Regions from separate parts of the Homo sapiens genome. Here region 1 is linked to region 2. A link is an interaction called in ENCODE POLR2A ChIA-PET data of the cell type or tissue named here. Cell type or tissue: PC-9. All regions are shown on one strand. Links, peaks and the distances in the headings refer to the core of each region. The heading gives the core; the rest is flanking DNA. Region 1 holds the start of WWC2-AS1 (WWC2 antisense RNA 1). Region 2 holds the start of WWC2 (WW and C2 domain containing 2).

Region 1 (15,945 bases), core at 5,425-7,924, 140 kb before region 2:
GCCTTTCTGATAGATTTTAGTTCTGTTAGAATGGCTTTGGCTTCACTGAGTTCATACCCGCTCTGGCCTCCAGACATTTTTTTATCAATTCTGTGAAAAGAGAAAAAGAAAGAAAAAATATCAAAGAATGATAGCATATAAGTTAAACAGAGAGTAGGAAGTGGTTTGGAATTGTCTCAGTTGGATGATTATTTCACTGCTGACTGTCATATACCAGCAATCATCTTTTCAGGCAGTTTCTCCTCCTTTCTCTCTCTTTTTTTTTTTTTTTTTTTTTTTTAGATGGAGTCTTGTTCTGTCGCCCAGGCTGGAGTGCAGTGGCGTGATCTCAGCTCACTGCAAACTACGCCTCCTGGGTTCAAGTAATTCTCCTGCCTCAGCCTCCCAAGTAGCTGGGATTACAGGCACCCGCCACGATGCCCGGCTAATTTTTGTATTTTTGGTAAAGACGGGGTTTCACCATGTTGGCCAGGCTTGAACTCCTGACCTCGTGATCCGCACGTCTCAGCCCCTCCTTTCTCTTTTAATCACAGGCGGCTAAGATTTCTCCCATCCCTCACTTCAAACCCAGTCCATTTCTAATCACTTTTGGGCTCAAACAAACGCATGTCTTTTTGCCTTCAATCTGTTTGAATGATCCCACTGCTGGCTGAACCCAAACCTTATCAAGTGCTGATCCTGATCTTCACCCAAGAAAGGTAAAAGACGTGGGCAAATGCTTTAGCTGAAGAACACAGAGGCAAGTAAACTGCCACCTGATTTACATAATGTTTTGCTGTAATGTCTGTGCAAAACCTGGCACAGGGCCTGCAGCTTGGGAGGCCTTTAATAAATGGTTAATAAGTAAATTATTATTTATACTAGTGAGTATCCTACAATGTTTGGATTGTGTGGTTAGTTTTTATTTCTCTCTCTCTCTCTATATATATATATATAATATTTATTCTGCTTTTATGAAAGTTATGAGTCAAGATAAAATTGCTTGACTTGCTGGATGAGTTCAAACTTAGGAAAACGGCAGAAGGGCAGTAGTCATTTCTCAACTCATATTGAATAAACAGCTCTTCAATGAGCTAATTTATTATCCCTGCAGAGCTGCTTACCAAGTGTCCTTGCAGTTTACATCGTCACCTTAGGCTAGAGGATTTCACGTAACCTAATTCTTTGTGTTCGAAGGGCCTAATCGAATTACCTAATTCTTTTAAAAAAATAGTTTCATGTACTCTTCATGATCACTCTCCTGGTCCTCCCCAGCTGCCTGTGCTATCTGGGATTCATTATGAATACTGCACGAGTTCTCCTTGTGGGACATATGGCTATGCCTCTGCCCCACCCAACAACTCTATACACGTTCTTAGACATATTTTTGGTTTTATCCAGAGTCTCCAGAGAAATAGTACCTACTGAATCGGGGAAAACAGGCTCTGAGCTCGTTTGGTTTAAAACATTTAATAATTAATACTTATTTTCAATGTGAAAGGTATAATCTGAAAAAAAATAAAGCAATGCCATCTTAATCACTCTTCCAAACAAAGTCCACTCAAACAAGAGCGGTTTATAGATAATGTATTTCCCCAAGCACTGTTTTAGTAACTATCTTATGCTGCTGAACAAGCAATTAAAGACTTCAAGAACCTAAGAAAATAAAATAAACTTGATCATAAGATCATCTGATAATAAAGTACAACCAATCAAGTCACAGATTAAACACATGCACACACACACACACACACACACACACACACACACACACACACACACACACACAGTGTTTAGAATGGGGAGGGCCCCTAAAGATCCCCTAGTCACATTTCTTCCAAATGAAGAAGGCAAGGGAGAAACTTAATGCAAATTTATACCCCAAATTGCACAGACACTTAGCTAGTAGGGGAACTATCCTAAAATGACAGATTCAGAACTGGGGCTCTTATGACTACCACATTTAGAATATCTGATGGGACTAGTGAAGTACTTTGAATATCAGCTAATTCTACTTATTTGGGAAGAGATTTATCAATGGAATTTCTGACTCCCTGAAGTATTATATCCACCAACTTGGCTGAGGAAATGGCTTACTAAATAAAACAAATGATATTTCCAAATATAGCATTTTGGCATTTTCAAATGTAGCACTTTTTAACTAAAAATAAAAACTAAAATGTGGGGTTTCATAAAATAGGTAGTAATAGGGATATCTGAAATTGTGTCAAAGTGAATTTCTAAAACTCAAGTAATTTCTTCCTGTTTGTGTAAAGTCTTCAGAATTTAATGATAAAACAAATCTTTGATTCAGAAATGAACATAAACTTTATCATTTGAAAATAAAAGCAGGTAAGCTGTTTTCAGAAAAAAACCTTAACGTTTAAAAAATAAAAGCAGGACTGGTTCAAGACTGCTAATTTAAATTTCAGAGAGCTTTGAATACATGAAAATTTCTTGGCTATCCACTGCTCAACAGAATGCTAAATGTGAAGAACACAGCTCAGCTTTCACCATGGAACGTTTCTGCTCTTTTTCTTTTGCCTCCTTTGAACTTCTCTACTTTAAGTGCTGCCTTTTTCCTTTATTTCACTGTTTCTTGTTTTTCTCCTCCACTTTTCATTTCCCACCTTTTCTCTTTTGACCCTAACTTGTCATAAAATAAACCGAAGTATGAGCATCATTTGCTGACTTAAAGTATCATGCTTTTTGTTCTTAATATGAGAAAAGCTGTTTTTTTTCTTAAAATTTCTTTTGGAAGTTCTTGACTTGAGTGTGCCCTATAACTAATTTTCACTCAATATATTAGTCTCTTTTGAAAGATAAAATATGTTCACTTGCATTCCTTCTCTGGAAAGTGTATACCTTGAGAACCAAATTTTCACAGAATCTGTATATGCCTGTGACTTGCTGTTTCATCACTAGCCTGTTTTCCAATTCTGAATGCACACTGGAGGCAGCAAATGGAAACAGGCATCTTCCTGGTATCCATTTACACATATACTACACTGCTGCTTAGGCCGAAGTCAAATTTGGGACCACAAACTGAAATGAATAACGTAGAGAACAATGCCACATTTGTCTACCCAGTATAAAACTATTGTACCAAGTAAAATGAAAGCTCAAGTTTAAATTACATTATAATTCCAGATTCAACAAATATATTCCATTCTATTGTAAATAAAAGTTACAAAGCCTACAATCAGATTCTATTTAAATCTTTTCCTGAAATATATTTTCTGTCATGCCACAAATATAAGTCCCTTTATAGTATCAAGAATGTGGTTTCTTAAAAAGTCTGGCTGCTGGGTTTGATTGTTGATCATTCAGTGTTTTAGTAGTATGGTGGTTAACATTTGAATAAGAACAGCTTTATTTTGTCTATAGTTAAGATAAACAGGAGAGGTCTCTGATGTTAGATATCATATCTTTCTGCTCTCGGTTCAAGGGATTAGAATCATTCCAAGAGAATGCCTGAATTTCTACAACAAATGTCTATTGTTTTCTTGTGGAATGTTATTGACAGATTCTTAAACATGCCTTAGATTCCTATAAAAATTGCTTGCAAGCAAACTGCTTTGAAACAATACAGCATTGTTACATCAATATAACAAAGACAGCAAGTTTGGCTAACCTTTAATCCCAAATGGTGACGCGAGTTATAATTTCATGTGCCTTAAAAATGTGGAACATATGGCTAAACACGTTACGGCACTCTTCAAACTCTGTTTTCTCTCCCCACCCCCACCACGAAGCCCTGCTTTATGCTGATAAACAATTACTAAATAATGCATTTATGTCATTCTAGTTCTGCCTGGTTTATCGGGGAGCTCTGCAACCAGCTGAGGTTCTTACAACAGGGCTGGACTTGAGAAGCACTTGGGATCTCATAAAATATACCTGGCATAGAGACTAGAAACATTATTTTTCTAAGCACTCTCCAGATTATTCTAATATGCAGTCAGGTTTGAGAACCACTAGGATGGGAGCATCTGAAGGAGTATCAGGGTCATGATTCTATGCGGTAAGCAGGAAAAAAGGAGTCTGGATGATAACAGCACGTGTGAAATTAAAGTCATGCGTCTGACTGGTGGTCAAGAGCAGTGCCTGCGTATCCCAAGATATGACTAATCACCCAAACAAGAACAACCAGTTTGTTTATCTGGCCAGTGACACACAGGATCTTTAAAGGGGCTTGCTGCTTGGAGCATCCCAAATAAGAGCAGAAGGTAAAGTAAGATTCCACAGGGAAAAGGAACACAGCTGGGTACTTTCCACAGAGGTGGCGCCTGAGACCAGCTTGGCATTCCTGAGGTGCTACCACGGGAGATGCCGGGAAGAACACGAAACCTGCCTGAACACAAAACTGACCAGGGACATCCCTAAAAATACTGCACCGCACTTGGAGGCACCAAGCAGGAGGGAAGTTTTAACTCCTCTCCGTGGTCATGTGGCTGTGAAAACCATGGACTGCTTCTCTCCCATGAGAGGCCCTGTGGAGTGGAGACTGCAGGATTAGAAAGTCTCAGGTGTGCCTGTCACGGTTTGGATAGGCTGGGCCTCAGCAGCAGGGAGAACAGTGGCTTTCAGGGGCCGGGAATGCGGAAGGGATATCCTCATCCTGTGACCCTCTGTCACCTCCATTTCCACTTTACCTGGCCCAGCTTAGGGCTCTGCTAACGGCCCAGCCAACTTCAGTAGCAAACGGGAAAGGTAGAGGAACCAGGAAGTGAGGAGCGCACTCCCGCTCCTTTGCTAATAATCCTAACTTGCTCTTGCTCCCCTGCCATCTGTCAGGGTTAGACTCTAGGTCATCCCTGGGGCTGGCAGAGAGAGAGAGAGAGACAGACACGCCTCCACCCAAGGGCCCAGGGCAGCTGCAGGCTCACACAGGGGTCAAGTACAGCCAGCCCAGCCGAATGTGGAGAGGAATTTCTTGTGCCTAGTCTCTTAGCTCTGTACCACAATCTCAGAGGAGGCCAGCAAGGGTCCAGGAGATAAAGGTAAGACAAAGGCTTTTCACTTTGGTTTCTTTGGATCTCCAATGATTAATAAAAACTTTGGATCTTTTCAAGTGCATAGATCTTTCCCAAGTTTTTTTATCTGTTGGTTGATTGCTTTATTTTCTTTTGGTGTAGAGCTCTGAACTTTTTTACTTTACGTTTCTTTAAGAAATCGCTTATGTAATCTGTACTTCTATTTTCTTTGTATTCATACTAGTTAGGGAGCTTATTCTAAAGTTGATTCAGTCTTTTCATACTCACTGCTGCAATGTTTCAAAGCCTTGTTCTTTATAGAGCAGTTCCTGCTTCATCTGTGAGAGCTCTCTCTTTAGCTTTTTAACCTTTAAAGAGAAATCAACATAAACATTAATGTTTGCAGATAATTAGCAACACAGTCTACAGTTTTAAAAGATAATAAATTAGTAAACAAACACATAAACAAAGCCATGAGTTAAAGTAACATTTACTTTATCAGTTTCTCCTTCACATAAATTCTGTGGAAGGCATATTAATGATGTTTAAAACTATCAGTGATGTGTATTATTACTACTATTTACCTTCATTACCTTACTTAGCAACATTCTTATGAGCTGGACATCATCATTGTCTCCAACCAAAATGGGCAGAATAAGAACTCCAAGTCATGGCATCTCTATAAAAGTGTGTGTTTTTCCTTCATTCACTGTGCCAAGGGCCACTGCCCACCCCTCCGTTCCTCAGATGTCCTGGCAGTTCCTTCTGCCTGGAAAGCTCTCCCCAGATCTCCCGCAGTTGACTCCCTGTCCCTCCAATGCTAGCTGAAATGTTATCTTTTCAAATAGGACTTCTCTAGCCCCCCTGCCCCTGCCACGGCTCTGTTTTATTTAGACCAGAGTATTTTTCAGGAGCTGAAATTCTCCGTGTACACTGTCTGTCCTCCGTGGGAAAGTAAGCTGCAACCCACCAGCTGTATCCCAAGCATCTACAACCATGCCAAGCAAACAGCAGATGATCAATAAATATTTGTTGTCAAACTGATAAAATATATTTTTCCTGTTGTCAAATATATACTTTGGTAATAACAATTCTAAAATTGGACAGATCAGAAAAGCAGCACACGCCTGGTTTAGTCACAAACTAATAAAGGTCTTCTCACAAGGGTTAGAAACTTACTTCCATATATTAAGTTAGAGCCTTAAGTTTTTTTCTGTTGTTTGTTTGTTTTTTTTTTGAGACAGAGTCTTGCTCTGTCGACCAGGCTGGAGTGCGGTGGTGCAATCTCGGCTCACTGCAACTCCGCCTCCCGGGTTCAAGCGATTCTCATGCCTCAGCATCCAGAGTAGCTGGGATTACAGGCGCCCGCCACCACGCCTGGCTAGTTTTTGTGTTTTTAGTAGAGATGGGGTTTGACCATGTTGCCCAGGCTGGTCTCGAACTCCAGGGCTCAAGCGATCCACCCGCTTCGGCCTCCCAAAGTGCTGGGATTACAGGCGTGAGCCACCATGCCCAGCCAGAGCCTTAAGTTTTAAACACATTCTGTTGCGCAATATTTTAGAGTGCTTTTGAACTTTTATGTTGATTTATTTTACTCATTCCACAAATAGGTATTGACTCTCTACTATGTGTCTGGTGCTAGGCCTGAGTGTGAACAAAACAGACATGATCCCTGCCCTCAGGGATCTTACAGACCATGGAGCAGCCAGATATTGAGCAAATAATCAGCCAACAAAAGAAATCTTAGTAATTACCAAAGGTGCTCTAAGTTCAGGATACCTAGATATGCCAAGAGAACAGATCCTAATTTAGTCTGAGGGCTTGGGTGGAGCCTGTCTGAGGAAACAGTGTTTCAATTGAGAGGGTTAGTGGGGCTCACTTGGTAGAAGGGGTCCTCAACAGGAAGAGCTTGTGCAAAACCCTAAAGGGACAGCGGGGTGAGGGGGTATTCAGCAAACCTCTGGAATTTAAAGAATGCCACTGTGGCTGGATTACAGAGGGTGGGGGTGTCAAAAGATGGAACTGGAAAAGGACTGATACACAGATGCCACGTTGAGAATTTCTAAATCTTACTCTAAGAACAACGAGAATCAAGGAGATTAAAGCAAGACCTGCTTTATGATTTTAAATAGTCACTGTGACAACGCTGTGGGGACTGAGCAGAAGTGCCACGAGGGTCCATTATGCCAGCACTGTGGGCTGGCATGTGGGCAAGAGCCAGAGGAGGAAGATACTTCAGAGGCAGAATCAACAGGACTTGGTGATGGACTCAACGTGGAGGGTGTGGGAAAGCATGTGACCAAGATCACATCAGGATTTTGGCTTGCCAGCAGGGTGGACGAAGGTGCTTTCCTGGAGAACAGGACCAAATGTGGAAGAAAAGAGGAAGAGTTTTCTTTAAGACATTCATTTCCGTGATGCCCAGGAGACTTCAATGGCAACTAGAATATGTGGACTTGATGTTCAGAAGTGTCTGGACTAGAGATAGATAATTGAGAGTCACTGGCATAAAGATATTATTTTAGGTGCACGAGAATAAACAAGATTACCTAAAGTGGGTGTGTATTGAAAAGAGAAGAGTGTTCGAGAGCAAGCGTTGGGCATATTCATTATTCACATGTCTACTAGAGACAGAGACAAAATACACTGTGAAGTAGTGGCAAGAGATGTAAGAGGAAAAAAAAAGGGCATCCTCGAATACAAGAGAAAAATGTCAAGAGGGAGACCAGGCACTATGAGGAACAACGTGACAAAGACAAGAGCGGTGTAATACTCATGTTTGCATAGCTTTAGGCACAGTGCTTTGGACAAAGCAGATATTCAATAACATATCCGTTGAGTTTAACCTGAATGTTTATCAGTTTGTGCTTAGGTACTCGTATTTTATTAGGGAAAAGAAATACAAATAATTATGTTTCAAGGCCCAGTTTATAAATACAAAGAGAGGTATAAAGAGTGCTACTGGAACTCAAAGGAGGAAAGGATTACTTATGGCTTGGGGATGAGGGTGGAACTCCTGGAGAAGGCTACCTGAACAGGATTTTAAAGGTGGTGTAATATGAATTAAGAGCAATGAGCTCATTCGCAGTATATCACAAAAACATTTCAGTTTTAATATTAAACTATTATCATATCAAAAGAGCCACAGCAATCAGTAGCTCATTCTACATGTATTTCTATTTAGAACAGCATTTTCAAGTGCTTTTTGCCAAAAAGACAGCAACACTTTTATCTTTTGAAAAAAAAAAAAAATCAGTCCTAAAATTGATAGCACTCAAATATCTGAGCTGAAACCTGTCTTTACCATTGAAAATAGTTTGTTACAACAGCTACAAATAAAATAAAATACCTAGGAATTAACTTAACTAAAGAAGTGAAAGATTTCTACAATGAAAACTATAAAACAAGCTTGCCCAACTCACGATGGCTTTGAATGCAGCCCAACACAAATTCGTAAACTTTCTTAAAACATTATGAGGATTTTTGCTTTTTTTCTTTTTTTTAGCTTACCAGCTGTTGTTAGTACTAGTGTATTTTATGTGTGGTCCAAGACAATTCTTCTTTAAATGTGGCCCAGGGAAGCCAAAAGATTGAACAACCCTGCTATAAAACATTGATTAAAGAAGTTGAAGAGGACACACAAAAAAAGGTAAGATAGACCATGTTCATGGATTGGAAGAATCAATATTATTAAAATGTCCATACTACCCCAAGTAATCTACAGATTCAATGCAATCCCTATCAAAATCCTTTCACAGATACAGAAAAAACAATCCTAAGATTTATACAGAACCAAAAAAGACCCAGAATATCCTGAGCAAAAATAGCAAAACTGAATCACATTACCTGACTTCAAATTGTTAAAGCAAACTAAATATGGCCTAAGAAGGACTTCATACTTCTATAATTGAGACCTTGTGGATGAACTGTAACCTAGCTTAATAGTCAGACAAAACTGAAAACCTAACTTAATAGTATACACCTGTAACAATAACTGAGTGTTGGCCAATCCCAGTGGCCATACTTCAACCACTCATAGACCGCTGAATGTTCCAACTGTGTTCAAATAAGGCAAACACCAAGCTGTAACCAATCTCGCTGTTTCTGTACCTCACTTCCAATTCCTGTATATCACTGTACGTTTTCTGTCTATAAATTTGTTCTGACCACAAGGCACCCCTGGAGTCTCTGTGAGTCTGCCGTGATTCTGGGGGCCGCCCGATTCACGAATCTTTCATTGCTCAATTAAACTCCTTTAAATTTAATTCGTCTGAAGTTTTTCCTTTTTCAAAATTATACAACAGAGGTATAGTAACCAAAACAGCACACAACTGGCATAAAGACAGACACATTGACATAGAAAACCAGCAAACAAATCCATAAATATACAGTGAACTCATTTTTGACAATGGTGCCAAGAACATATACTGGGGAAAGGACAGTCCCTTCAATAAATGGTGCTGGGAAAACTAAATATCCATATGCAGAAGAATGAATCTAGACCCCTATCTCTCTCATATACAAAAATCAAGTGAAAACAGTTGATTAAAACAAGGATGATATTGAACCCATTTAGAAATAATGAATTAAAACAATACTATATCTTACTGACATAAAATAGAAGTCTTAAAATCACTTGGATTACATGAGATAAATATTACACAAAAAATCATTTGGATTATGATGATAGGTCAATTTAAATTTTTTTAAAAATTGTTTAAGACATTCTTTATCTTGAAGAGATATTAGTGCTCCCATGTTCACTGTAGCATGATTCACAATAGCCAAGATATAGAAATACTCTAAATGTCCATTGACAGATGCATGGATTAAAACAACATAGTGTGTATATACAATGGAATATTATGCAGCCTTTAAAAGAAGGAAAGGCTGCAATATGTGACAATATGAATGAACCTTGAGGACATTGTGCCAAGTGAAACAAGATGGTCACAGAGGGACAAATACTGTATGATTCCACTTATATAAAGTATCTAAAATAGGCTCATAGAAGCAAAATGGTGGTTGCCAGGTGCTGAGGTGTACAGAAGGAGAGTTGCTACAGGAAATAAAGTTTCAGTTATGCAACATGAAAATTAGTCTAGAACTCTGCTGTGCAACATTGTTTTTATAGTTGAATATATTATACACTTAAAAATTCTGTTAAGAGGGCAGATCTCATGTTAAGTGTTATTACAAAAGAAATGGAAATTCAAAAAAAATCTAAAATTGACTTGACAAAGTTGGACTCTCCTCTGTTTAGGTGATATGAGTGAAATTTTATTCTATGTTGGGTGACAATCACATAGGAAGCTAACCTGTGCTTTCTTTGTCCCCCACATTATTTAGTTTACCTAAAGTTGGCTATACGCTACTGGTTTTATACTGGGGAGTCTTCTTAATGGACAACCTGAATGATTCTTAGCTCCCAAATACCAAGATGGCATTTTATGAACTATCAAAAAGTTTGCTCCCATAAGTGAAATGAATATTTCCAAGCAGACATTATTTCTAGTTGTTTTGGTTTTATCGGTATGGTGTTAATTAGTAGTTCAACAACCTTTCTTCTTTGGAACCACTTGGCATCATTCTAGCTACTGGAGGATCACTGTTTTCACTCTTCTGTTCTCTAACCCAGCCTCAAATGTAGGACACAGAATGTAAAAACTAATGTCCTTAGATCCCAACTAGAAGATTAAGCTAATGCTGACCTAGAAGCTTAGCACAATGTAGACTCTACTAGGAAGCAATAATGAGAGCTAAGTTCATAAGTGCTTTTAACGTATTCCAGGCACTGTGCTAAATACAAATACCCATTTTCAATCCTCAAACTACACTACTAGATACAGTTTTCATTCTCATTTTATTGGTAAAGAACCCGGGACCTAAAGAGGAAAGGTAAGTAACCTGCTAAAGGTTACCCTGCTATCACAGTCTATCTAGAACCCAGGAGAACTTCTAAAAATACAATTTAAAAAGTTTTGTTATTAATGGCATGATAATACATGTAAAAAGAAAGACAAATTAGAATTGTAGCAAAATGACCTAAATAAAATCTGTGACCCTTATTCTGCCTTAGAAACTTCATTATTCCTGTATCCCACTGGAAATGAAGACATGAAAGGCCCACAATCCCCAGTGTGTGTGTTTTCTCTCACATCACTGAACTTAACTACAGCTGTAGCTAACCACCTAATTTTATTTCTGTGGAGCCAAATCTCACAACCCAGAGTGCTAAATTGGAAGCAAGAGCCCACAATTTCTGCACATTTCCCACTGTCTACACTAACTACGCTAAAGCAACTGATATTTTACATTGATTTCAGTTATTTCAGAAAACCAGGAAGATACTGTGATTAAACGTGGTAAGTAGGACTGAAAATCCAGAGCTTCTTACCACTTCTTATAATCCTAGTGTCATAGGTTTTATTTTAAAAGAAGGGGAAAGAAGATGACAATGAAGGAAAAGTAAACTCTGGAAACCTGTAGACCTTAGAAAGATCACAAGACAGACAGGTTTCAAAAGTTTGCCCTAAAAGTGAATCTTGCAACATTAAAGTTCTAACGAGCAAAATGGTATTTTACTAATGACTGCCTTCCCTTTTCACCATTTTCTCCACTGTCTTGCAGGGAGCTCCTTAAGCAAGCCAATAAAGGGCAACTGTCAACTTGCTCCTTCTGGAAATCCCTCTCCTGACTACCACTTCCACCTTACTGAAAATCCTCAACACCTACTTCATCTCTGAAGCCACCTTTAAAGAAAACAAGAAGTCAACTCCAGATAGATAGTCAAAGAATTCAGAATAAAACATTGTTTAACTTTCATAAAGCACAGAGGAAAGCAGAATCCCAGATGCTGCTAGAACCGTGTATGATGGCTAATAAATGGAATTGGCCATCAGAAACGAGATGGCTAAACACAATTATTTTTTTTAAATCTTTTGTTTAACAATAATAAAAAGGAAATAAAACAAAAGCCAATGAGAAAAATTACATAAAACATTTATGAAAATACTATCTCAAGATACAAATAACAGATAAATATTAATATATGGAAGGTCAATGCTAGATCTCCACAAATAATTAAACCAGTAAGGCTGGGCGAGTGGCTCACACCTATAATCCCAGCACTTTGGGAGGCGGAGGTGGGTGGATCACCTGAGTTCAGGAGTTCGAGACCAGCCTGGCCAACATGGTGAAACCCTGTCTCTACTAAAAAATACAAAAATTAGCCGGGTGTGGTGGCAGGTGCCTTAATCCCAGCTATTTGGGAGGCAGAGGCAGGACAATCGTTTGAACCCAGGAGGCAGAGTTTGCAGTGAGCCGAGATCAAGCCATTGCACTCAAACCTAGGGGACAAGAGCAAGACTTCTCTCAAAAAAAAAAAAAAAAAAAAAAAAAAGGTTTAAAAAGAAAAAAAAAATACACAGTAAATTACCACATGAGCCAACAATTCTACTTCAAGGCATATACCCAAGAGAAATAGAAACCTATGTCCACACAAACACTTGTACATGTAAGTTCACAGCAGCATTATCCATAATAGCCAAAAAGTGGCAAAAAAACAATTATCTGCCAACTGATGACTGGATAAATAAAATACGGCTGGACGCAATGGATCACGCCTACAATCCCAGCACTTTGAGAGGCCAAGGTGGATGGATTGCTTGAGGTCAGGAGTTCGAGACCAGCCTGACCAACATAGCAAAACCCTGTCTTTACTAAAAATACAAAAATTAGCTGGGTGTGGTGGCATGCGCCTGTAATCCCAGCTACTCGGGAGGCTGAGACAGGAGAATCACTTGAACCCGGGAGGCAGAGGTTGCAGTGAGCCAAGATCGCACCATTGCACTCCAGCCTGGGCGACTGAGAGAAACTCTGTCTCAAAAAAATAAAATAAAACTTTATTCATATAATGGAATATTATTTGGCAGTACAGGGGATGAAGTTCTAATACATGCCACAACATGAACGAACCTTGAAAACACATGCCAAGTGAAAGAAGCCAGTCACAAATGATCACACAGTATACGATGCCATTTATATGAAATGTCTGTAACAGGCACATCGGGAAAGACAGGAAACAGTGGTTGTTCAGGGCTCAGAGGATGGAGGAGGGAGGTGTGGGGAATGGGGAGAACTGCTAATGGGCACAAGGTTCCCTCTGGGGGCAGGGCAAAAATGTCCTACAGTTAGATTGCAATAATGGGCATGTAACTATGAATGTATTAAAATCCATTAAAATGTACATTTTAAATGGGTGAATTGTATGGTTTCTTAATAAAGCTGTTAAATTAAAAAAATAAACTAGCAAATGGAAATACACATGGTAAAACATCATTTAAAAATCATCTACTAATAAAGACAAAAGCATTATGTCATTACATACCAATTAAATTAGCAAACATTAAACACAAATAATAAACATATGGTCAAATGGCTTCCCATTTCAGATGCGCATCCACAACCTTTCCAGTGGTGTGTCAGGCCGACACGCTCTTTTGTCTTCATTCCATCACCTGGATTAACTCTCTTCCTTTCTCTATTGAGGCCACATTTGACTTCAAATTGTTTCTGGAAGATCCCACACCTTCTCCTGTGTCAAAACCTGTATGTACGCTGATTCTCCCCCACCTGACTGATTTCTTCATCACTGCTGTCCAGTCTTTGCTCAAATTTTGCCTTCTCAATGAGACTTCTTCTGAACACCTATTCAGAACTGCAACCAAACTGGGTGTGGTGGTGTGTACCTGTAGTCCCAGCTACTCGGGAGGCTGAGGCAGGATGATCACTTGAGCCCAGAAGTTTGAGTCCAAGCTGGACAACAATGCTGTCTCTTAAACAAAAAACCAAAACAGTAACAAAAATCCTGCAACCTGCTCTCCTTCATTCCCTATGTCCTATTCTGTAGCACTCATTCCTCGTTGAATCAATTTTTAAAAACATGAATAAAAGCTGAATTTATCAAAATGCTTTCTCTGGGACGGGCATGGTGACTCACGCCTGTAATCCCAGCACTTTAGGAGGCCAAGGCAGGTGGATCACTTGAGGTCGGGAGTTCAAGATCAGCCTGGCCAACATGGTGAAACACTGTCTCTACTAAAAATACAAAAATTAGCTGAGTGTGGTGGTACCCGCCTGTAATCCCAGCTACTCAGGAGGCTGAGGCACAAGAATCGCCTGAACACAGGAGGCGGAGGTTGTGATGAGCTGAGATCGCGCCACTGCATTCCAGCCTGGGTGACAGAGTGAGGCTCTGTCTCAAAAAAAAAAAAAAAAAAAAAAAAAAAAAGCTTTCACTGTATCTGTTGGAATAATAATTTCCCTTCACTCTGTTAGTACAGTGAATAATTTTCAAATCCTAAATTGTATATTCCTAGGATAAGCCCACCTTAGCTATTATATATAATTTTAAAATGTTGCTGTATTTAGTTTACAATGTTTTGTTTTGGAATTTTGCTTCTTTGCTTATGAATATGGTTGGCTTATATTTTGTTCATACAATCTTGTCACAATTTGATGTCAAAGTTGTGCTAGGCTAATCTTGAGGGTTTCTCTGGAATTTCACTCATGGTAATAGAGCCATTCAGATTTTTTCTATCATCTCGAATCAGTTTTGGTTAATAATATTTCAATACGAATTTAGTCATTTCACTTCAAAATTCAAATGTAATAGTATAAATTTTCTCATGTCTCTTTATTTCTTAAGCATGTGTTCATTTCCTGTACTTTTTTATTTGCTCATTTTCTCTTCTTACTTTTGAGTCAATGCTGAGAGATATGTCAATTTTATTACTCTTTTAAAAAACCAAAATTTGCTTTTGTTGATCCTTTCTATTATAGCCATGTTTTCTATTACTTTTTTTTTTTTAGACAGAGTTTTGCTCTTGGCAGTTGCCCAGGCTGGGTGCAATGACACAATCTCGGCTCACTGCAACCTCTGCCTCCCAGGTTCAAGCGATTCTCCTGCCTCAGCCTCCCGAATAGCTGGGATTACAGGCGTGCGCCACTGCGCCTGACTGACTTTTGTATTTTTAGTAGAGATGGGGTTTCACCATATTGGTCAGGCCGGTCTCGAACTCCTGACCTCAAGTGATCCATCTACTTTGGCCTCCCAAAGTGCTGGGATTACAGGTGTGAGCCACTGTGCTCAGCTGATAATTTTTGCTTTTAATTTTATTTATCTTCTTCTACTGGCTTTGGCTTATTCTGTTCTTAGGTTGACTACATTGCTCATTAAGACTTTCTTCTTTTCTAGTACAAGCATTTAAAGCTTTAAGTTTTTCTCCAACATTCATTCTATACTATTAACTAAACTACAGACTTTTTTGAATTTCCCCAGATTTTTCACTAACGTCCTTTTTTATTCAGGTCCAGCCTAGGTACCGTAGCGAGACCCTGCCACTCTTAAAAAAACAATAGGAGGCTGGGTGTGGTGGCTCACGCTTCTAATCCCAATTTAATTTGAGAGGCCGAGGAAGGAAGATTGCCTGAGCCCAGGGGTTTGAGATTAGCTTAGGCAATGCGGCAAAACCCCAGCTCTACAAAAAATACAAAATTTACCAGGTTGTGATGGAGTGCACCTGTAGTCTCAGCTTCTCAGGAAGCTGAGGTGGGAGGATTGCTTGAGCCCAGGAGGTGGAGGTTAAAGTGAGCCGGATTGAGCCGCTGCACTCCAGCCTTGGCGAAAGAGCGAGACTCTGTCTCAAAACAATAACAACAAAAACCCACCAGGAAACCACTTTATTCAGCAGTTAAGTCTCCTTAGTTGCCCCCAGTCTGTGACAGTTCCTCACTTTCTTGTCTTTAATGACCTATTCATTTATGAAGAGCACTAGTCAGATGTTTTATAAAGTGTACTCCTATTTGGGTTTGCCTGATACTCTCTCATAATTAGATTGAGATGATGGATGCTGGAAAAGAATACCACAGAGGTGACATGCCCTTCTCATCTAATGATGTATGAGTATATGCTCTCCACATGACTCAT
Region 2 (15,945 bases), core at 9,654-12,153:
ATAATCTCATTTTCCTACAGACAATTACTGAAAATAAGTAAGCAAGAGCCATTTACAAGGCAATGCAGGGCCCGGCAGTGTGGGCCAACAGACAACTTCCACGCTTTTCCTGGTGCACCTGGGCTTCCTCTGGTTAAATTTAAATACCAACTTGTTGAAGGCCACATGTCACAATGGCTGACTATGTAGATGAAGCTTAGGGATTTGCAGCTCAAAACAAATAACATATTTAAAGATAATAGTATGCCAGCACTTTGGTAGGCTAAGGCGGGCAGGTAACTTGAGGTCAGGAGTTTGAGACCAGCCTGGCCAACATGGTGATACCGCATCTCTACTAAAAATACAAAAATTAGCCGGGTACAGGGTGGCGTGCACCTGTAATCCCAGCTACTCAGGAAGCTGAGGCAGGAGAATCACTTGAACTCAGGAGGCACAGGTTGTAGTAAGACGAGATTGTGTCACTGCACTCCCGCCTGGGCGACAGAGCCAACTCTGTCTCAAAAAATAAATAAATAAAATATTTATTTTATTTAAAAAGCAATTATTGTCCTGAGTCTTCCAACAAAATTACACTGCAAGCTATGGACTATTAATGTCACTGGAGAACTCTTAGACCCTCCAATATACTAAGCAACTATAGTACTGTTCACTCCAGCAAGCATTATACCAAACTGTGTTAAAAAGAATATTTCTTTTGGAATTTTTGGAAGACAGCATACTTTAAATTAGTGCTTCCTAGAGTGATTTTTTTAATCCTCTTTTAACAACCTCTCCACACTTCAAATACTATAATCACTCAAATAATTCACAGTAACCACTTGGCACCCAGACTCAGGGCCTGCTGGAGAGGAACAATTCCAGCAGTCTATGACAATGGCAGTTGTGATTAAGACTATCAAGGTTCATTTTGTTTTCTTTGCTCTTATAAGTAATTCTCATATTTATACTATTACTCAAAATGTAGCAGCTCAATTCTCTTATTATTTTAAATATAACTGGAAAGTCAGTTGTCTCTGTTGGTGGCTATGGGTTTATTTTTTGAAAGCCCAACAGTAAGAATCTGGAAATAAGAGAGTAGCTCAATTAATATTCTTTCATTAATTTAACAAACTGTCTTCATTAACTAAATTAACCAACATTTATTTAACATACCATGTATAAAGGATTCAAAAAGCAGTAATAAGCAATCGGGGACTCCAGGAGTTTACAGTCTAGCAGTGGGTTCATAGAAATTACTTAATTTGCCAGCCTGGCCAACATGATGAAACGCCACCTCTACTAAAAAAAACTACGAAAAATTAGCTGGGCGTGGTGGCAGGTGCCTGTAATCCCAGCTACTCGGGAGGCTGAGGCAGGAGAATCACTTGAACCCAGGAGGTGGAGGCTGCAGTGAGCCAACATCGCGCCATTGCACTCTAGCCTGGGCGACAATGTGAGACTCTGTCTCAAAAAAAAAGAAATTACTTAGACTTTGAAAGAAAGACAAGGCCAGGCCGGGCGTGGTGGCTCATGCCTGTAATCCCAGCACTTTGGGAGGCCAAGGTGGGCGCATCACAAGGTCAGGAGATGGAGATCATCCTGGCCAACATGGTGAAACCCCATCTCTACCAAAAATACAAAAAAATTATCTGGGTATGGTGGTGCCTGTAATCCCAGCTACTCATGAGGCTGAGGCATGAGAATCACTTGAACCCAGGCGGCGGAGGTTGCAGTGAGGCGAGATGGCACCACTGCACTCCAGTCTGGCGACACAGCAAGACTCCGTCTCAAAAAAAAAAAAAAAAAAGAGAAACACAAGTCCAGGTGCGGTGGTTCATGCCTGTAATCCCAGCACTTTGGGAGGCCGAGGCAGACAGATCACCTGAGGTCAGGAGTTCGAGACCAGCCTGGCCAACATGGTGAAACCCCATTTCTACTAAAAATACAAAAAATTAGCCGGGCGTGGTGGCAGGCGCCTGGAATCCCAGCTACTCGGGAGGCTGAGACAGGAGAATCGCTTGAACCCGGGAGCCGCAGTAAGCCGAGATCACGTCATTGCTCTCCAACTTGGGCAACAGAACGAAAACACCGTCTCAAAAAAAAAAAAAAAAAAAGACAATACAGAGTTCCTCTGATCCTAGTCATATGCCTCAAACGGGTGTGGAGAGCCAAAAGTTAACTGTGACATCAATGATATACCCAGCTGGCACCCCCTTCCTCCCTTTTCACCCTCCCCACCCCCCAAGATTATTTTTATTCAGTTAGAAGGTACAGGTTGCTCAACATCTGACCCTTGCCATAAGCCACAGATTAGTGTCTATCAGTGGGTTTTAATGGAAAGTCACTTTGCATGGTGTGAAATCTTTCAGTTCAACTAGACAAAGTCATTGTATCTCTGGGTAACATTCAATCCAAGGATAGAAAATGAGCAAAATTCTACTGGGAGTTGGTAAAGCCAACCCACCCTATCTCTGAGGCCTGCCCACTTAAGCTCCCTACTCCTCCAAAAGGCAATGAAGCCAATCCATCCCACCTTTTTCTCCTTTGTTGAATGTAATTAAAAAAAAAAAAAAAAAAGCACCAGGCCATTTGGCCAAGACCTATGGCCTACCATAAACACCAACTGGTATGTTCAAAAGGGTCCATGGTGAGCAAAAGAAGAGGGGGTAAACCTACAAAATAACACTCGGGGAGTGGGCCCATGCAGGCAGGGTAGGGGGACAAGGAATTAATCACAAACAGGGAGATTTCCCCAGGATTAGCCTAGTCACTCAGCCTGAAAAATAAACACTGGGCAAAAAGGTTCTGCCCCTCTGTGCACTCCACCCAAAGACCCCTGAACATGCGCAAGCGTCGAGACAATTTAAAGGAATGATTAAGGACACATGCTGTAGAGTCAAGCTGTCTGGCTTTAAATCCTAGCTCCACACTTAACAAGGGCTACTTCTCTGTGACTCAATTTCCTCATCTGTAACTGGAAGATGACAGTAGTACCTACCTCACAGGACCAACGGGAGAATGAAATGAGATCACAGTTAAAGAGCTTAGCAGAGTGCCTAGCACACAATACACACTGAGTAAATACTGTCCATGCTAGTATTTCTACTATTTCCAGGGTCACTCAGTTCCTAAACTGGAATGTCAACACTACACTAATACAATTAGGCTGGGCCCTAATGGTGAGCCCACAAACACCCCTATGAAGAAGATGATATTATCCTCATTTTAGAGCTGAAAAATGGAGGTTTAGAGGGATTCAGAAACTCACGTAAACTTAGTCAATAAAAGTAAGAAGTGGAGCAATAAAAGCTTTGATCACATCCCAGCAAAGTTTGAATGACGTCATTCACCTCCAAAAGCTTAAAAGCATTTTAGAATAATGCTTCAGCATTCTGGCATGACTACCTGTTGAATGAAATTATGTTCTTATAAAATGCCCTAGCCTCCCCTACTAAATCGGCATAATTATCTGTATAATCAGAAATATTCAACAAATTCTGATAGACTATCAAAAACACAAAATTCTTTTCCTTAACAGAATAACATAAAAAATATGCAAGGTAAATCATCGTGACCATTCTAATTAAATGGCTTAAACAGTTCAAAAGTACTGCAGACCCATAGTATATCAAGTTGTTTTTCTTTCAGAATTTGTAAGTTGATCCTGCAGAAGAATCCACACACTCCTATTGGCCTGTGTAACATCTCTCTTTCCATATGTTTGGTAAGTGTGTAACAAAACTGACAGGAGTTAATAGTTACTCCAAATATACGTTCCCATCAGCTCTTACTCTATTTAGTAAGATTTAGTCACTTAATTGCCCTAAAAGAAAATATAATCAAATTTAAACTGAGTATATAATGGTGACTCTGATCTCAACAGAGTATCTTTTAAAACTCTGAGATCCAGAAATATTTGTAAGTCGTCAAATTTATGTCTCTGAATATTTAAGACCTAACAGCTGCAAGGAAAATTGGAAAAATAAAAAGCTATCTTAGTCAAAACTATTTGTCCCTATCCAATGAATTGTTTATCCAGTTTCCTGAAAATAGTTCATAATAATTACTAATCCATTAAGAGTTTAAAATAAAGGACATGCTTGACTTGTGAAAAAAGTAGTGATATGGATAGCCAAGTCATATAATTTCACTCCACTTTCTATTTACTTTACCCAGACATTACATATTCTTGTAATCCTTTCCGGTAAACACAACTGAGATAATATAGTAAAGCATGTAAACCGAAGAAGAGAACCTAGAATGCCTAAATATTTCAAGAATTTATTGTTATTTCAATTACCTGAAACTCCAAGTATCAGAAAGCAGAAAGAATTACCACACAACTGTAAAAGTCAAATATTTATACAGGTGCCTTAAAAGCCGCAGTTGGGTGCACACCATCAGCACTGACATTTACTATCTGTTAAGTAGTTTCAAAGTGCAATAGCATAAGTCAAATAACTGGCTTGGAGCGTGAAGTTTATGACAACAACTAGCACGTCTGGAGACACTGGGAAGGTGTGATGCCTGTCACAATTTTCATCAGGCCAGCAACAGGCAGCCAGGCTGCGGCAAGACCGAACCTCAGCACAGGTGCCTTTTCTCATTTCAGGAGGGAAACCTAGGCCCGTAGCTTCACGGATAATTGAACAAGGATTGTTCCATAAATTTATAATGTTATTTATAACTTTCTTGTAATTGCCTTTTAGTAGCTTTCAAAAACAACATTTTTAGGGCAAAAGTAACTGAGATTATAAAGTAGTTAGGTATTTCAGCTTCAAATTGAGAAAAGGGAAAATGTTAAATAGGAGAAGCACCTAAAAAGTATATAAAGCCCAAAGGGCCACATTCAATAAAGTTATAATTTTCAGAAATGACAAAAGTCCAAATGTCGAAGTTATCCCTGGTGGCACGTTATTTAAATTTACAATTAGGAATATCTCCTTAATGGATAATTTACAAATTTATAATTAGGAATACCTCCTATTATTCTTACAATAATTCTAAGAAATTTTAAGGGTAAAAAAAATATGGGACACAGAAACATTTGTGAACCTTCAGTTCCTGAACCAATTTAAAAAACAAAAAACAAAGAAACCAGGCTAAGCTCAAATCAGAGTGCCTCAATACCCAACGTTAATTTCACTACATCTCCCTTCCAAACACAATATGCCTGTTCCCGATCTGGGAGTCGGTTCAAGTTTTCAGGTGAAGACTAACGACAGACAGCGAAACCCCCAAACGCGCGTTTTTAAACTCTGAGGGGCAAAGTCAGTCACACCCACTAGCAGGGCCCGGCGGGGGGCGGGAGCCCCTTCCCAGCTCGGGACCTCCGGCCAGTCTGGGCGCCCCCGCCAAGAGCTCGCAGCCCAGGCTCCCGCGCCAAGGACGGCCTGAGGGATGCCACAGGTGGCCCGGAGGGCTCGTTCCCCAACTGGCAGTGAGGCCCTAGCCCACCCCCGCCGCCCAGAGGCCGAAGGTGTCCTGCAGCCTCCACGTGGGCACCTCGAAGCCTAGGGAAGTTCCTAACAGGGCTCAGGTGGCCCCTCGGGTCCGTTAGCCTGGCGCGCGGCGTCGGCCCGGGGCAGCGACTCCAGCCTTGCCTCGGGGCCGGGTCCCCGGAGGGGCGTCGGGAAGCCGGTGGGCGGAGGAGCCCGGGTACGGGCGGCTCCTCGGCCCCGCCGGAGCAGCCAGCCCCACATCCCTCCCGGGACCCCTCGGGGCACCGCGGGCCGGCGCCGCCCCAGCCCCCCGCGCGGCCGGGTCTCCGGGACAACAGCCGCCGTGTCCGAACGGGCCCGCGCCCCCGCGGCCGGCGCCCACCTGTCCCGGGGGTCGATCCAGCTGGTCCTCCTGGTGTTGTGGTCAATGTAGAAGACCTTGCCGTCGTAGTCCCTGGCCTCCTCCCAGCCCCGGGGCAGCGGCAGCTGACCGCTCCCGGCCCTCCTAGGCATGGTCGGCGGCCTCGCCGGCGAGCGGCGCCTCCATAGGTACCGGGCGCGGGACGCGGCGGGAACGCGGCTGCCGGGCTAGGCTGCCAACCCGCGACGCGGGCGCCGGCGAGGGGCTGAGGGGCGCAGGGCGCGGGGCGCGGCGGAACCACGCGCGGGAGGTGCCTCAGGAAACGCTGTTCGCGGCCCCGCTGCGGATCAGTCCACCATGTCTGCGTCGGAGCCGGCGAGCGAACCCTCCTCCCCCTCGCCGCCGCTGCCTCCGCCTCTTCCTCCTCCTCCGCCCCGTCCCCCTCTGGCCGCCGAGGGTCGCGGCGCCCAGGCTGCCGGAGCCGCCGCCGTCTGGGCTCGGATCCGGGAAGCTGCGGCGCTGCCGCGGCAGCGGCGGGCCCCTCATTTGCATGCGATTAGCATGCGCCCGCCCGCCTCATCTGCATGCGCATTCCTCGCGCCGCATTCCTGAGCTTAACCCCGCCGCTGCCGGCGTCGCCGCACCAGCTCGGACGCACTGCCCCGCGGGGCCGCGGCTCCAGGTGGGAGGAAGGCGGGCGAAGGAATGTGCGGCCAGCTCCCTCCCCTTGACCCCAGATAGCTCCCCTGGGCCAAACGCCGAGAGGTTTTAGAGTTTCTGGACGGGGAAGATTGCAAAAGTCTCCGCAACCTTCTCAACCTCTTTCGTCTTCTAGGGAAACCACAAAACTTTCGAGAGGAAAGGGGTGGCGGGCGGGGAGCTCTCCTCCGGAGAAAAAACCTCAACAAGCGGAGAGGGCACAAAGGCTCCCCACGCCGCGCCCCGAGCCCCTCCGGCACCCCAAGGGCGGTCCGGGGTGGTGGGAAAGCGCCAAGCCCTGGGAGTGCGTCGGTGGGTCCGGGACGGCGGGGCCTCCGCCAGGGCTCCTGGCCCTCGATGACCTCGGCTGAGACCGCGAGCCGCGCGGCGGAAAGCGGAGGAACTCCCGTCCGGCCCTGTAGCCGCCCGCACCGCGCCCCGTCACCCGCCGCCCCTTCGCGTCCGGGCGCTCCAGCCGCGGGGCCCCGGAAGCTCCTGGTCCCTGGCCTCCCCTGCTTGGTTCGGGGCGGTTGGCCGTGGACGCGCCCCGACTCTAGTCCCTTCCGTCCAGCCGCCCGCCCCAGGATGTCCCCCCACCGCAGCCCCGCCGTGGCCAGGAGGTGTGGGCGGCCACGCCGGAGGGACCCACGGCGGCGCCGGACGCCCGCCCTTCCTAGGCCCTGGCCCGGCCGGGGTGGGCCGGGACGTTCCCTGTTGCATAGGCATTTATTTATTCAGCAGCTACTACGTACGTGCTGGCCCGCACTGCCGAGGGACCGGACGCCTGCCCCAGGCGGGACAATGCCGGGTGCAGCGCTGGCGGGGCCTGGACGCCAAGCTTCAGGGTCCCCAGCCCCTCAGTCAGAGGGGGCGCCTCCCAGGCCCTGGACTCCTCTCCAGCCGGGTCTACACCACCGTCCCCCGTCATCTTCTTCTGGGTTACTGAGCAGCTTCTTTTAAAATAGCAACACCGAGGAAGGCCCCGAAGCCCAGTCTTGCACCTCGTGGTGTGAAGTCGTTTAATCCTGCCCGCTAATGCGTAAGGACTTTCCACCGTGTGCAGGACTCCGCGCTGGGCAGGGGCTCTCGCAGGGTTTGAACCGACCTCCGCCTCCCCTGCGGGTTCACAGGCCTGCGAGGAAGTCGCGTGAAGGAGATTCGCTACTGTGTGAGGCTGGCCTGCGCGGCGTGGGCAGTAGCTGTCCGGGGCTGGGGACAGCTTTCGGCTCCCCAGGCCATCCCGTCGGGGCATCTGCGGCCAATCTCGAAGGTGGAGAGGCTCAGGGTTGGAACAGACTTCACGGAAGGGGTCCTAGAAGAGGAAAGGGGTCGTGTTTGCCCTTAGAGCAGTCTGGGCGTGAAGCGGAAACTTTAAACCACCAGAAACTCTGGAGAGCTTGGAGCACCTGGGAAGGAGCAACCAGAGTGGGCCGGAGGTAGGGAAGGAAGGCACCCACGGCGAATTTGCCCGCTTTGACCGCATTTAGGGCGGCCGCTTGTGCAGCCAGCCTTCTGGAAGGTAGGCTTTGCGCTTGGTGAAGAGAAGCCCCCACCTCCGGATCTGTGTTCCGCCCCAGTCCATTCATCAGGAGGTGATCACACAAGTCAAGCTTCTCTAGTTCCCGGTGGAATGAGACGCCCTGGTGGGGTCTTAAGGTTGAACGTTTGAATACTGTAAAAAAGATGGGACCTGCCTACAATTAATCTCTCACACTACTGAGCGAATGTGCGTTGTTTTGGACTTCCCTAAATTGGCCCAAATGCATAGCCAACACTTGAATTGCGGTGTACTAACAACATCATTCAGCACCAAACCAAACCATTCTTATTTAAACCTTGCTTCCTAGCTTATTTATTTCCCAAACAACTTGAAAACATTTGTTATACTAAAATGTCTACATCTTACTATTAAAAAAAAAAAACCAAAGTAACACACTTTGCTGCTGCCGTAATTTTATGTCACTGAGATGAACTATTCTACAATACTTGTAATTTCAAATTTGTTAAACTTTCAGCTAAGTAGTTTTACCCAAATTCTAAAACCAGTGAGGAATCCAAAATAGCACGCAGCATTAAATGACGTTTATTGTTCCATAAATCTTCAGACTTCAAAAAGAAACGCTAAATAGACAAACAGAACTCTAAAGCAATTAAGAGACAAGCTCGCTGCTTCTTCCCCACTGACTGGCAAGGAAACATTTGGTCATACAAAAGCCATTAAAATGACGGAAAGGAGAGTTGCCACTCTCTAGCCTTTTTTGTTCTGATCAAGTTTGAACTCTGCTGTTCGGAGTTCACACAATTTACGTAGTAACAGACCTTCAGAGAATTCCTAACGGTCAAGACAATGAAATTGCATTTATATCTGTAAAAGGAAAAGAAACATGAAGATTATCCCCATTTTAGAGGTGGACACATTTAGATTTGATTTGAGCTCCAGATGATCCTTGGCAAAGAAAGATGATGCAATCCGGTGTACAGGACGCCATATTGCCCTAGCCTGGAACCGTGTTCTAGCCGCTGAAGAGCCTATTCTGTGGCTTTCAAAATGTTCTTTTCTCCTAGCTTTACGTTTTCTCTCCAGCGCTAAATCCGTGGGGATAAGCCACCATAAACAAAGCTCCCACTGTCAATGTCCTAATCTTGAGTGGCAGGAAAATTGGTAATATCAAAAATGGGAGTAGACAGTGAAAATTATTTTAAAAGATAATTCTATTATGTACAAATTTAAAAGATATCAGGTGGGCCGGGCGTGGTGGTTCACGCCTGTAATCTCAGCACTTTGGGAGGCTGAGGTGGGCGGATCACCTGAGGTCAGGGGTTCGAGACCAGCCCGGCCAACATGGCAAAACCCCGTCTGTGCTAAAAAATACAAAAATTAGTCAGGTGTGGTGGCAGGCAGCTGTAATCCCAGCTACTCGGGAGGCTGAGGCAGGAGAATCGCTTGAACCTGGGAGGCGGAGGTTGCAGTGGGCCGAGATCCTGCCACTGCACTCCAGCCTGGGCAACAGAGCAATACTCCATCTAAAAAAAATAAAATAAAAATAAAATATATCAAGCACACCTATAGTCCCAGCTGCTCAGGAGGCTGAGGCAAGAAGATCACTTGAGGCTAGGAGTTCAAGGCACTATAACCGTGCCTTTGAATAGCCACTGCATTCCAGCCTGGGCAACATAAGGAGACCCTACCTCTTAAAAAAAATGTTTATATGTAAACACACACACACACACACACACACACACACACACCCCTTTAATCCAGCAATCCCAGTACAATTATTTTCCTGTGACATTAAAGTTGCTCAAGATATACAAGGATATTCACTGAAGCATGTTTGATAATAACAAAGCCAGAAAAACCACCAGTAGCCATCGGTAAGGGACTAATTAAATAAATTATGAATTATCCATAGTTAGCAAGCATTTTAAAAGCATTAGATAAACATATATGTGCTGGTAAGGAGAGATCTCCAGTATATGTTAAGTGAAAAAAAGCAAGGTGCAAAAAGACACTTGGCTGGCTAAGTTCAGTGGCGTTACAATCTAGTCAGTTCTGGAGATGGGGCCAATCATAAAATGTAAAGAACACAGCCTCCTGTACACTTCCTTCCTGTCAAAGGAAGAACACAGATAGTAAAGGAAGGAAATTCTTATAGAGGATTAGTGCTGTCAGGGAGATCCATCAGAGAAGTATCATGAGGTAAATAATCATTAAAGAAAAAGGATGGGGAGAGATGAGCATAGACATGAGTTTAAAATGGACAGGCGTGGCGGGGCATGTTTGAGGAAAGAAACGGGTGTGCAAAGTTCAAAGATGAAGCTAGCACGAAAGAGCCCAAGACTGGCTGGAGGCATCCAGTTAGGAGGCTGTTGTGATAGTACAGGTATGAGACAGATAAGGTCTGGATCAGAAATAAGGCAATGAAGGATGAAAAGAAATGGTTTGGCAAGAATTTGCAACTGATTAGATTAAGAAGAGAGAGGCAAATAAGCTAGAAGGAGGAATCTGAGGTGAATCCAAGATTTTAGACTGTCAAAGGGCTGGAAAAAATGAGGAAGTCCAAAGGGGGATCTGAGATGCAGTTGACTTTAGAAATTAGAGATACCCAGCAGAAAGTTAAAGGTCAGGACTAAAGCTCGAAGCAAAGGTCAGGACTGCAAATATATGGCTGAATGTCTATCATCTAAAAGTCTGTAGAGAACTGAGTATGCAGGAGTGAACCTTGGGAGGGAAACATCAGTGCAAGTCAAATAGAATTAAGTAAGCCATCTATAATCCTATTTTTGGCCTTCCACAATTTGATATAATTTTATTTCTTTGTACAATGTGGTCTACATTTTCAGTTATGTGTGTAAGAATTAGTTGTTAGTGTATGAACCGTCTTCACTATGCTAGTGAGTCAGCTCTGTGTAGGACAAGATGAACTGGTTTTCAATATTTTAATATCCCTTGTTTCTTCAAGGAGATCAGGGATTATACACTTTTCAAATTCTAAATAAAAGAATGTGCTTTGTTTCTTAATCAAACTAGTGGCATTTTTTTTCTTGGCAACTGAACTGGTTAAAACAAATATCTCTAATTATTGTGATTAGGTAACCCCAAGCCGCAATTCTAAATTTTATTGTCTAGACAGTCCTTAAGAAGAAAGGCATGTGATCTTTAAAAATTCCCACTGCTGGCCAAGCGTGGTGGCTCACTCCTGTAATCCCAGCACTTCAGGAGGCTGAGGCGGGTAGATCATTTGAGGTCAGGAATTCGAGACTAGCCTGGCCAACATAGTGAAACCCCATCTCTACTAAAAATACAAAAATTAGCCAGGTGTGGTGGCGCATGCCTGTAATCCCAGCTATTCGAGAGGCTGAGGCAGGAGAATTGCTTGAGCCTGGGAGGTGGATGTTGCAGTGAGCCAAGATTGCACCACTGCACTCCGGTCTGGGCAACACAGCGAGACCCTGTCTCAAAAAAAAAAAAAAAAGAACAAAAAAGAAAAAAAGAAAAAAAAATTCCCACAGCTGGGTCAAACCAGAATCCTCAATTACCATAACCACTTCCCTTGCAGTTAATGATTACACCAACACCTTAGGCAAAAAGTCATTCCCATTTAATAATAAGGAACATCAAACAGATTCTGTTTTACCTTATTTACTGCAGGTAGGAGACCGACATTGGGCAAATTTTGTGGTTGCTAGAAAAAAAAAAAAAGAAGTGAACATTTAAAGTATCTGTCTCATTAGCAAAAAGAAGCAGAAGCTCAAATACCACGTTTTTATACATATGAGGGTCTCAGAGGGCACCTCTTGTATTCTCTGTAGGGTAGGGCTTTAGGGTGAATAATTCATGTACTTTTTTTCTTTTATTTTTTTTAATTATATAAAAAATAGAGATGGGGATCTCACTATGTTGCCCAGGCTGGTCTCGAACTTCTTGCCTCAAGCAATCCTCCTGTCTCAGCCTCCCAAAGTGCTGGGATAACAGCATGAGCCACCGCATCCGGCTTACATTATTTCTTATGTAATGAAATAATATGAGATTCTGTTTTCCTTTGACCATCTTTAATTTGCATCCTTTTTTTCTGTTCCAACTTTATAGTCTGGAAAATACCTTCTTTAAAAGACAGGATTGGGCCGGGCATGGTGTCTCATGCCTGTAATCCCAGCACTTTGGAAGGCCAAGGTGGGAGGATCACTTGAGCTCACGAGTTCAAGTCCAGCCTGGGCAAGAGGGTGAAACCTCATGTTTACTAAAAATACAAAAATTAGCCAGGCGTGGTGGCAGGCTCATGTAGTCCCAGCTACTCCAGAGGCTGAGGCAGGAGAATGGTGTGAACCCAGGAGGCAGAGCTTGCAGTGAGCCGAGATCGTGCACTGCACTCCAGCCTGGGCAACAGAGCGAGATTCCGTCTCAAAAATAAATAAATAAATAAAATAAAATAAAAAATAAGTAAGAAATCTGACCTATGTATTTCTTGAGACACATCCCAGAGAGTTAGACTCTTTTTCATTTGAAAAATGTGAAAATTGTTGAAACTTTGAAACAATAATAAAATGAGTACCTATGTATCTGTGTTCCAGATTCACCAGGAGAGATTGCCATTTCACCACATTGCTTTTATTTCTCTCTATGGAGATGTAGGTTTTTTTGCTCAACAATTTGAAAATAAATTATAGACATCATGACACCTGACTTCTAAATACTTCAATACTGAAAATAAGGCCATTCTCCTATATAACCATAATTTTTTTTTTTAGATGGAGTCTCACTCTGTTACCCAGGCTGGAGTGCAATGGCATGATCTTGGCTCACTGCAACCTCTGCCTCCCGGGTTCAAGCGATTCTCCTGCCTCAGCTTCCTGAGTAGCTGGAATTACAGGCGCCTGCCACTATGCCCAGCTAATTTTTGTATTTTTAGTAGATAACGGGGTTTCACCATAATGGCCAGGCTGGTCTCAAACTCCTGACCTCAGGTGATCCACCCACCTCAGCCTCCGAAAGTGCTAGGATTACAAGCGTGAGCCACCGTGCCCGGCCTATAACTACAATATTATCAAACCTAAGAAATTAAAATTGATACAGCAAATATTATCTAGTATACAGCTGATTATGGTTTGGATTTGTGTCCCCGCCCATATCTGATGTTGAATTGTAATTTCCAGGAGCTGGGGCCTGGCAGGAGGTGACTGGATCATGGGGGCGCGTTTCCTCTGAGTACTGTTCTGGTGATAGTGAGTGAGCTGTCGTCATGAGATCTGGTCGTGTAAAGGTGTGTGGCACCCCTCCCTTCTCCCTCTCTTCTGTTCTGGCCACGTAAGACATGCCTGCCTCCCCTTCACCTTTTTCCATAATCAATAAGTTTCCTGAGGCCTCCCCAGCCATGCTTCCTATACAGCCTGCAGAACCATGAGCCGATTAAACCTGTTTGCTTTATAAATTACCCAGGCTATATATTCTTTATAGCAGTATGACAACAGACTAATATAGAGCTCATATTAAAATCTCCTCCATTGCCTCAAGACACCCCCTGTAACTATTTTTTGTCTGTTTGTGTAAAACAGGATCTGGGCAAGTTCATCACATTAAGCTTGGTTGTCATATCTCTTCAGTCTCCTTTAATCTTGATCATTCACCTCCTTAAAAAAAAATATTTCATGACAACGACATAGAATCTAGGCCAATATCCCACAATTTGGTTTTAGAGTATTTCCTCATTAGATTCAGGTTCGCATTTTTGTTAAGAAAACTTTATGGGGAGGTTGTATACTTCTCCCTCCATCACATTGAAAAGTACGTAATGTCAGTTTTGTCTCATCATTGGTGATACTAAATTTGATCATTAAGTGGTACCTGACAGGTGTATCTGACACCATTTTAAAGGCGTCTTTTCCCTCTGCAATTAATAACTAACTGTCTGTGGGGATGGTACGGTAAAACTATGGATATCCTCTTCCTCATCAAATCTTTCATTCATTGGATTTGACATCCATTGAAGATCCATGCTTGAATTAATTATTACATTGATAGCTCCAAAACGGCAGGATTTCTTCTACATTTTTGAGCCAGCATCTTTATGTGGGGAGACCTTTCCTATCCCTTCCTGCCATTATTACTATTTTTTTTAATCATTGGGGCACTGGGTGTGGTGGCTTATGCCTGTAATCCCAGCACTTTGGGAAGCTGAGGTTGGTGGATCACTTGAGGTCAGGAGTTCGAGGCCAGACTGGCCAACATGGAGAAACCCCACCTCTACTCAAAATACAAAAATTAGCAGGATGTGGTGGTGCATGCCCATAATCCCAGCCACTCGGGAGGCTGAAGGAGGAGAATTGCTTGAACCCGGCAGGTGGAGGTTGCAGTGAGCTGAGATCACGCCACTGCACTCCAGCCTGGGCAACAGAGTGAGACTCTGTCTCAAAACAAAAAAATCATTAGGGGCTTGTCTTAGCTTGGACTGACATAACAAAATACTGTTGACTGGGTGGCCTAAAAAGCAGAAATTTATGTTCTTGAAGTTCTGGAGACTGGGAAGCCCAAGATTGAGGTGCTGGCAGATTTAGTTCCTGTGAGGGCTCATTCCCTGGCTTTTAGACAGCCGCCTTCTCATTGTGTCTTCACATGACACAAAGAAAAAGAAAGCTCTCTGGTGTCTTCTCTTATAAGGATACTAATCCTATTAGATCAGGGCCCCACCGTTATGAGCTCATTCACCCTTAATTACTTTCTTATTCCAAATACCACCACACTGGGAGGTTATGGCTTCAACATATAAATTGCAGGGGGGTGGCACACAATTCAGTCCACAGCAGGACTCATGGATTATTCTTTTATTTAGTATGTTATACTCTATTGCCATCATTTAAAAAATTCTCATAACATGTGCATAACAAAATTATTTTTTAAACCATTTTTAAGTGTACAATTCAGGGGCATTAAGTACATTCACACTGTTGTACAATGATCATCATCATCCATTTCCAGAACTTTTTCATCTTCTGCAACTGAAACTCTATACCTATCAATACTAACTGCATTCCTCTCTCTCCCCAGCTCCTGAAAACTACACTATCACTGTTTAATCATGCTCAAATGGTCTTAGATTTGGCCAGTGGGAACTCCTTTGGCCACAAGCTGGCTCCTATGTCCTTTAACATGGCTCCCACATTCTTTGAGCACTTCCTTGTCTTCTGACATGAGAAGATGTTCTGGCCGTCTTATGATTTCCCTATTCCAGAGCTGGAGTAGGTCATCTCTCCAAGGGCCCCAGTTCCCTTTAGTGGGAAAAGGTAGTTAGATCTGGGCTTCCAGGAGAACTCATTGCTATTGGAGTGTCACCCTCTTAGTAGACGGAGTTTAGACACTGTCTAGGTACATAGTATCTATCTACCTATTGAAAACCACAAGTTCACCAAATTCCTTCCATTCAAATCCAACATCTTGGCATTCATTCTAGCTTTATGATGTGGTTTGGCTGTGTCCCCATCCAAATCTCATCTTAAATTGTAATTCCCACAATTCCCACGTGTCATGGAAGGAACCTGGTGGGAGGTGATTGAATTATGGGGGCAGGTCTTCCCTGTACTGTTCTTGTGATAGTGAATGAGTCTCACAAGATCTGATGGCTTTAAAAACAAGAGTTTCCCTGCACAAGCTCTCTTCCTTTGTCTGCCACCATGTGAGATGTGCCTTTCACCTTATGCCATGATTGTGAGGCCTCCCCAGCCAGGTGGAATTGTAAGTTCAATAAGCCTCTTCCTTTAGTAAATTGCTCAGTCTTGGGTATGTCTTTATCAGCAGCATTTAAACAAAGTAATACAGTTTCCCTTCCATATTCAGAACTCTCTTCTACAACAGTGAGAAACCTGACTCTCCTTAAATTTAAAATACTTATGTATTTAGTCAACACCCTGAACATAGCCAATCTCCTGAGGCTGCCACTGCCCCCTCCCCAAGGAGATGCCCTTCTTGTACCT

Evidence for each region. ChIA-PET counts read pairs that join two places held together with the same protein. Peaks named below come from ENCODE experiments on the same cell type or tissue, not always from the same donor. Only the 100,000 strongest peaks of a DNase experiment are listed, where the experiment ranks them.
Region 1: POLR2A ChIA-PET joins it to region 2 with 33 read pairs; 8 of 35 experiments call an interaction of 5 or more read pairs at or near these places.

The regions. Positions count from the first base shown.
Region 1 is chr4:183,229,561-183,245,505 of GRCh38, reverse strand. It overlaps WWC2 (WW and C2 domain containing 2), which reads right to left. Exons shown (of 23, transcript NM_024949.6): 5 at 5,244-5,323; 6 at 1-90. WWC2-AS1 (WWC2 antisense RNA 1) reads left to right here and starts at 4,872. Exons shown (of 2, transcript NR_126473.1): 1 at 4,872-4,982; 2 at 11,586-11,878. In PC-9, for the core only: no CTCF peak of the experiment used is centred there; no DNase peak of the experiment used is centred there; H3K27ac peaks cover 165 bases.
Region 2 is chr4:183,089,480-183,105,424 of GRCh38, reverse strand. WWC2 (WW and C2 domain containing 2) reads right to left here and starts at 6,168. Exons shown (of 23, transcript NM_024949.6): 1 at 5,803-6,168. The coding sequence starts at 5,933. WWC2-AS2 (WWC2 antisense RNA 2) reads left to right here and starts at 6,226. Exons shown (of 1, transcript NR_024008.1): 1 at 6,226-8,404. LOC105377578 (a long non-coding RNA gene) reads left to right here and starts at 13,025. Exons shown (of 3, transcript XR_001741938.2): 1 at 13,025-13,241. RefSeq lists silencers at 7,115-7,409, 10,475-10,769 and enhancers at 7,115-7,409, 8,755-9,049. In PC-9, for the core only: no CTCF peak of the experiment used is centred there; a DNase peak (open chromatin) is centred at 10,944.